Linked DNA regions of Homo sapiens: region 2 is linked to region 1. A link is a loop called in an ENCODE intact Hi-C map of the cell type or tissue named here. Cell type or tissue: heart right ventricle. All regions are shown on one strand. Each heading gives the region's core, and the rest is flanking DNA. Links, peaks and the distances in the headings are about the cores only.

Region 1 (2,916 bases), core at 231-2,730:
TCAATCTCCCTATCTCTTTTCCTCTCCCCTCTCCCAGTGTCCCCGTCTCCCCCTATCCCCCCCTCTCTCTCTCCCTCTCTCCTTCTCTCCTCTCCGCCTCTCCCCCGTCCTTCCTCCTCCCTCTTTTTCTCTCTCTCCTTCCCTCTCTTTCTCCCTTTCTCTTTTCTCTCTCTCCCTCTCTTTTTCTCTCCCTCTCCCTTCTTCTCCCTCCCTCTCTCCTTCTTTCTCTCACTTTTTCTCTCTCTCTCCATCTCTCTTTCTCCCTTCCTCTTTCTCTCCCTCTCTCTCTACTTTCTCTTTTTCTCTCTCTCTCCCTCTTTTTTTCTCTCTGTCCTTCCTTCCCTCTCTCTCTTCATCTCTTTCTCTGTCTTTTTCTCTCTCTCCCTCTTTTTTTCTCTCTGTCCTTCCTTCCCTCTCTCTCTTCATCTCTTTCTCTGTCTCTCTCCCCTTTCTCTCTCTCCCTCCCTCCCCCCTCTCTCTCCTCCTGCAGTAGGTTGCTTCCTAGTATCTCTGATTATCTTCTTTTAGCCTCCACTGATGTAGCTACATGCAGTTTTCTGTCATTACTTTGTTGGCATCTCAGGTGAGATTTGAATATAAAACTAACCCCATTTTCCCTGTGGATACCTCCTTTTCCTTTTCCCTTTAAGCTAGCCTTGAGCCTAGATTGCCTTTCATATTACACTGGCAGATCACCTGCCTCTCGCTCCCTCTGTGGAAAGCACTGGCGAGGAGTAATCAAAGCACGGTGCACCCTGTCAAGTATCTCCAAACGAAACAGAGCTCACAGGGCACGCACTCCCTTTCTTGTGACCAACCAAGACTCACATACAGGAAACTCTATTTCTGTGTCTTGCTTTATATGCATTCCCAAGTGATATTGTTCTTACTGTAGAAATCAAAACTTGGAGAGACCCTACAGCCATTGTGTCTGCCGCTTCTGTTTTAAAGATAAGGAAAATGAGGTTAAGCAACCAGCACAGGCTCTCACAGCCTTTCCCTAGATCTCAGAAGTGAAGGATGGAGTCAAGAACTTCAGGGCTTCCAAACCGAACTTCTCCTAGTACATTTTACTGCCTTTGCATGTATCCTGTGCTGAAAACATCTGCTCCCCTGAGCTCAGCTAGGACAGTGACTATTTAATATAGTTAATGCCAGGAACTTTCACCCCACGTATGGAAGAGTTCAATCTTTGAGTAGACACCTTGTGAATACACAAACCAACACTCCCTTCTGAATTCTCATTCCTAGCACATTGTCCTTACAGATTCCCAGGGGACACCAAGAGGTTTTTGCCTATATAAAATTAACTAGCAACAGTAAATGGTGAAGTCCTAATTAAATAAGCATGGGTTAAAAGCCAGTCGTCTGCTAAGATGGTGAAGGGTGTCCCCATCCCCATGTTTAATAAATGATTGCTGAATCCACAATTCCTCTAAAGTTGATGGGAAAGTTTCCATCTTTCAGATAAGAGCATATTATCAACGGTTAAAGGATATCCCAGGCCCTCCAGCAAATGCCTTCTGGAATCATCTCCACATTCAGACCCATCGTAAACAACAGAGGGGCAATACTCATGCTTCGCAAAAGCCGTTCATTCCCCTTGGCAAAGGCGGGAGAGAGGGCTCACCAACCTTGGAGAAGCCTGGTTTACATCGTCAAGGTAGCTACTGCCCTCTAGTGTTGATATGGGAATAAAGCAAAAAAGTATACCTGGTTGAAACGAAACCGAACTCCACAAAGTTTTTCAATTACTGATGTGTCTCAGCAGCCTTGGTAGGAGCTTGGAAAACATCATCAGGTGAGGATATTGCACTGGAGCTGACCTCTTGTGGCTTCTAAAGTTTCTTTCTTTTTTTTTTTTTTTTTGAGACAGAGTCTCACTGTGTCACCCAGGCTGGAGTGCATTTTCTTGTGTCCAACCAAGACTCACATACCATCTCAGCTCACTGCAACCTCCACCTCCCAGGTTCAAGAGATGCTCCTGCCCTAGCCTCCCAAGTAGCTGGGATCACAGGCATGTGCCACCACACCCAGCTAAGTTTTGTATTTTTAGAAGAGATGGGGTTTCACGATGTTGGCCAGACTGGTCTCGAACTCCTGACCTCAAGTGATCCACCTGCCTTGGCTTCCCAAAATGCTGGGATTACAGGTGTGAACCACTGCACCTGGCCTCCAAGATTTCTATTTGGCAAATTCACATAGCTACTTTCATACTTGTTAAAATACCGAAATGCTTCCATACCAGTTAGCAAAAGGCCACCACCCTCAGCCCTCTGACAACCAGCATCACCACTCCAGAACCAGGTCCCTCCTCTGCACCCCCCAGATCTCTCCATCATCAGGTTACTAAAGTTTTAAAGCTCAGCAAAGCAGGAGCCACCAAGACCCGGACCCAGAGTTACAGCTGCAGTGTTAAGTCCGCATTTGAATCAATCTGAGAATTAACTCTTTTACATATGACACTTCACTTGCTCCTCACCATTCAACTCATGTGCTCATTCATCGGTCTATTCATCATCTATTGAGACCTACTACGTATCAAATACTGTGTTAGTCACAATGCATAGGGAAAATGAGGGTTTTATTAGGTCACAGTCTTGTGGGATCCTCTACATTAAGATGGTGTCTATAATAATTTGGTTAATATTGGCCTAGTGGCCCAGAAACATCTGCAGCAGATGACCCTGGCTTCTTTTGGAAGAGGTTTGGTGGGGTGATTATACCATACTATATGCCAGGTGATGAGCATTCAGAACTTGGCTCTGACTCTGAAAACAGGTTGAGCATTCCAAATCCAAATCCAAAAGTCAAAAATCCGAAATGCTCCCAAATTGAAAACTTTTTGAGCGCCAACGTGTACTCCAAGGAAAAGCTCACTGGAGTATTTTAGATATCAAATGTGCAGACTTGGGA
Region 2 (2,916 bases), core at 236-2,735, 780 kb before region 1:
ATGTGGAAAATACAGGATCATGTAAAGGATTAGCATCGTTCTCATATTTCCCTTTAGGCATTATTATATTTGTACTGTCTTTCTTCATATGCGTTTATCATTCCTGGAACCATGTAAGTTAATTTACAAACAAAACCCCTTTTCTTCATTTTAAAAGCAGCACATGCTCATTAAGGATGACTGAGGATAAACCAAGCGTAGAGAGGCAGAATAACACAGTGGCCAAGAACACAGACCCTAGAGCTGCATGGCCAGGGTCTGCAGTCACTGGCTGTGTGACCTTGACAAAGGTACTTACCTACTCTGGCCCTCCATACTCTCACCTGTGAGTGAGGTTAACAGTACCCACCTCGCAGGATTGTTTTGAGGTTTGGGTGATTAGTGCCTCACAAGGGCTTTCCACAGCGCCTGGCATACAGTAAGTGCTCAATAAATTTTAGCAATCATTATTACAAAGATGACAGCACAAATCACCATCTCTCACCACCCAGAAACACTGACATGCATTTAGATCTTCCCTTCTCGTCTGTTTCTATGCACAAGGCTTATTTCTTATGAGTAATTTTTAATAAATCCCAACACAGTTCTCCTAATGACAGAAAGCTTAGAGACAAATACGATTCTCTGAAGAACATACTTCTGAAGAATACAATTATCTATTGCAATAGAATTTCAGGTGCTGATAGAACGGAACTGCAAGGACCAGGCACTTCTCAGCTGTCCTTGGGAGAGTGGTGAAGGGAGAACCTACTGTACCCAGGAGTCACGCTGCCCTGCACTCAAACCTCTGCTCAGATCCCTTCCTGAACGTGGGAAGGGAGGGCACCTGAGGACAGTGAGATCTCACATGACAGTCAGTCCTGACTTCTTAGCAGTGACAGAGACAGCACCAAGCTAGCTGGGCAGCAGAAGGGCAGAGCTGAGGGTTCTGTACTTGACAAAATGAGAGATCCCTTTGGGGGAAGCCTGAGGTTTTCTTTAGAGGAATCTTGAGATTTGCTTGACTCAACTTCGAGGAAACAAGAAAACGGTCTCTCCTATAATATCTCGCAGGGCTGGTACACACGGGTGACGGCTTCTACCTCTTTACAAGGAAAGTGATCATTTCGTCTGATTATAAAAGTAATGCATTCAGCAGGGGGAAAACACAGTTTTCCTACCATCCAGAGGCAGTCATTTTCTTCAGCTCTTTCTCTGCCCCTTCTGATTTATTCAAGGTCAATCATTCTCACTATGCCTTGATAAGGTGAGTTTATGAGACTCTTTTTGTAGATGAGAATACAGAAGCGCAGAGAGATCAGTCAGCTGCACCAAGGTCACACAGCTTGTACATGGTGGAAGTGGATTTTAACTCAGGACTCCGGGACCTAGTTCCTAGAGAAAGAGCAGGTATCACGGCACAGTGGTGAAGGCGTGAGAATCAGCCAAGGCTGATTCCTACCAGGCTGGAATCCTGGTTACATTTCTCAATTTCTGGAAGATTCACTTCCCAACTCTGAGTCTGGGAAGAAGGGTTATCAGTCTTGTAGAACAGTGAGAATTATATGTAATGCATGCAAATCTTCTGATATCTGGCATGAATAGAAGCTTTCTAGAATTATCTTTGTGTTTCAGGAACAATGAGTCCAAGAATGGGGGCGTGCATGGCTGGTCTCCCTAGGCTGTTTCTTTGGCTGGACTTGGAGTAATTTTAACCCTAGATGGTTCTCGCAAGTGGGAGGAGTGAGGAGGAAACGCGGGTTGGCTGTGACTCTGCCCCACTAGAGGGCAGTGCTGACCTAGGAAAAAGAGCAATTCCAGGCTGCTTGAACATCCTTGGCCTCCACTTCCTAAATGCCTGTGAAACCCTCCGTCAGGGCTTTGCGTTTCTCATCACCCACTTGCCTTCGTCTCCTCAATTTATATAAATGTATTGCCACATCTTAAATCTGCAGGCTCAAAGTTCTCCCCTCAGAGGGAGCATTCTGCATCATATGTGCATGAATAAAACATGATCCATAAACAGCAGGAAACCTGCAATACACATTTATCTGGTGCCTGCTGCCAACAGCCTGCCAGCATTACATAACTGACCTTGCTTATGTCTGAGGAGGAGGTGAACAGGGAAGGAGACGGTGAGGAGGTGACCATTTATTGAGCACAAATTAGGTGTTAGACACTGTGTAATAGAATTATCTCCATCACAAAGTTTACAAACAAAACCAAACACTAATGTTACCAAATCCACACAGTACATGACAGAGCCAGAGCATATGTGCCCCTCCCCACATTACTGCACCTGTTGACCTCTTAGATCAGATACATCAATGGGGCTCAAACTGGGCTGCACATTGGATTCACCTCAGAAACTTGTAAAAAGAAAACACCAATCCCTAGGTCTCACTCCTGGAGATTGTGATGAAGCTGGTCTGGAAGACACACTAGGCAATGGGCTTTTCCCAAAGTCCCCAGGTGATTCTACCTGCAGACAGGTTGAGAATCCTGGACTAGAACCAGCCTCTGCCCTTGCTGCCCTTGACCAGACTTTCTCATTAAAAAGCACCATCAGTGGGCTGGGTGCAGTGGCTCACACCTGTAATCCCAGGACTTTGGGAGGCCGAGGTGGGCAGATCGCCTGAGGTCAGGAGTTCGGGACCAGCCTGGCCAACATGGTGAAAACCTTATCTCTACTAAAAATATAAAAGCCAGGCATGGTGGTGGGCACCTGTAATCCCAGCTACTAGGCAGGCTGAAGCAGGGAGAATTGCCTGAATCTGTGAGGTGGAGGTTGCAGTGAGCCAAGATCGCACCAGTGAGCCGAGATCACAACACTGCGCTCCAGCCTGGGCAATAGAGCGAGACTCTGTCTCAAAAAAAGGAGAAAAAGAAAAAAAAAAGCACCACTAGTGGTACCAGCACTGACCAAAGAAATAGCTG

The links. Peaks named below come from ENCODE experiments on the same cell type or tissue, not always from the same donor. Only the 100,000 strongest peaks of a DNase experiment are listed, where the experiment ranks them.
Region 2: a loop joins it to region 1, with 13 times the contacts of the local background. A loop is called at or near these places in 102 of 110 quality-filtered maps.

The regions. Positions count from the first base shown.
Region 1 is chr15:91,301,781-91,304,696 of GRCh38, reverse strand. It overlaps SV2B (synaptic vesicle glycoprotein 2B), which reads right to left. Exons shown (of 13, transcript NM_001323032.3): 13 at 2,132-2,916. Among named protein-coding and RNA genes, the nearest start is that of CRAT37, 160 kb to the left of the region's middle. In heart right ventricle, for the core only: a CTCF peak has its summit at 1,685 (motif pointing left); a DNase peak (open chromatin) is centred at 1,623.
Region 2 is chr15:92,081,302-92,084,217 of GRCh38, reverse strand. All of the region lies in intron 2 of SLCO3A1 (solute carrier organic anion transporter family member 3A1), which reads right to left. Among named protein-coding and RNA genes, the nearest start is that of SLCO3A1, 230 kb to the right of the region's middle. RefSeq lists an enhancer at 1,822-1,871. In heart right ventricle, for the core only: CTCF peaks have their summits at 1,559 and 1,759 (motif pointing right); a DNase peak (open chromatin) is centred at 1,767; H3K27ac peaks cover 1,450 bases.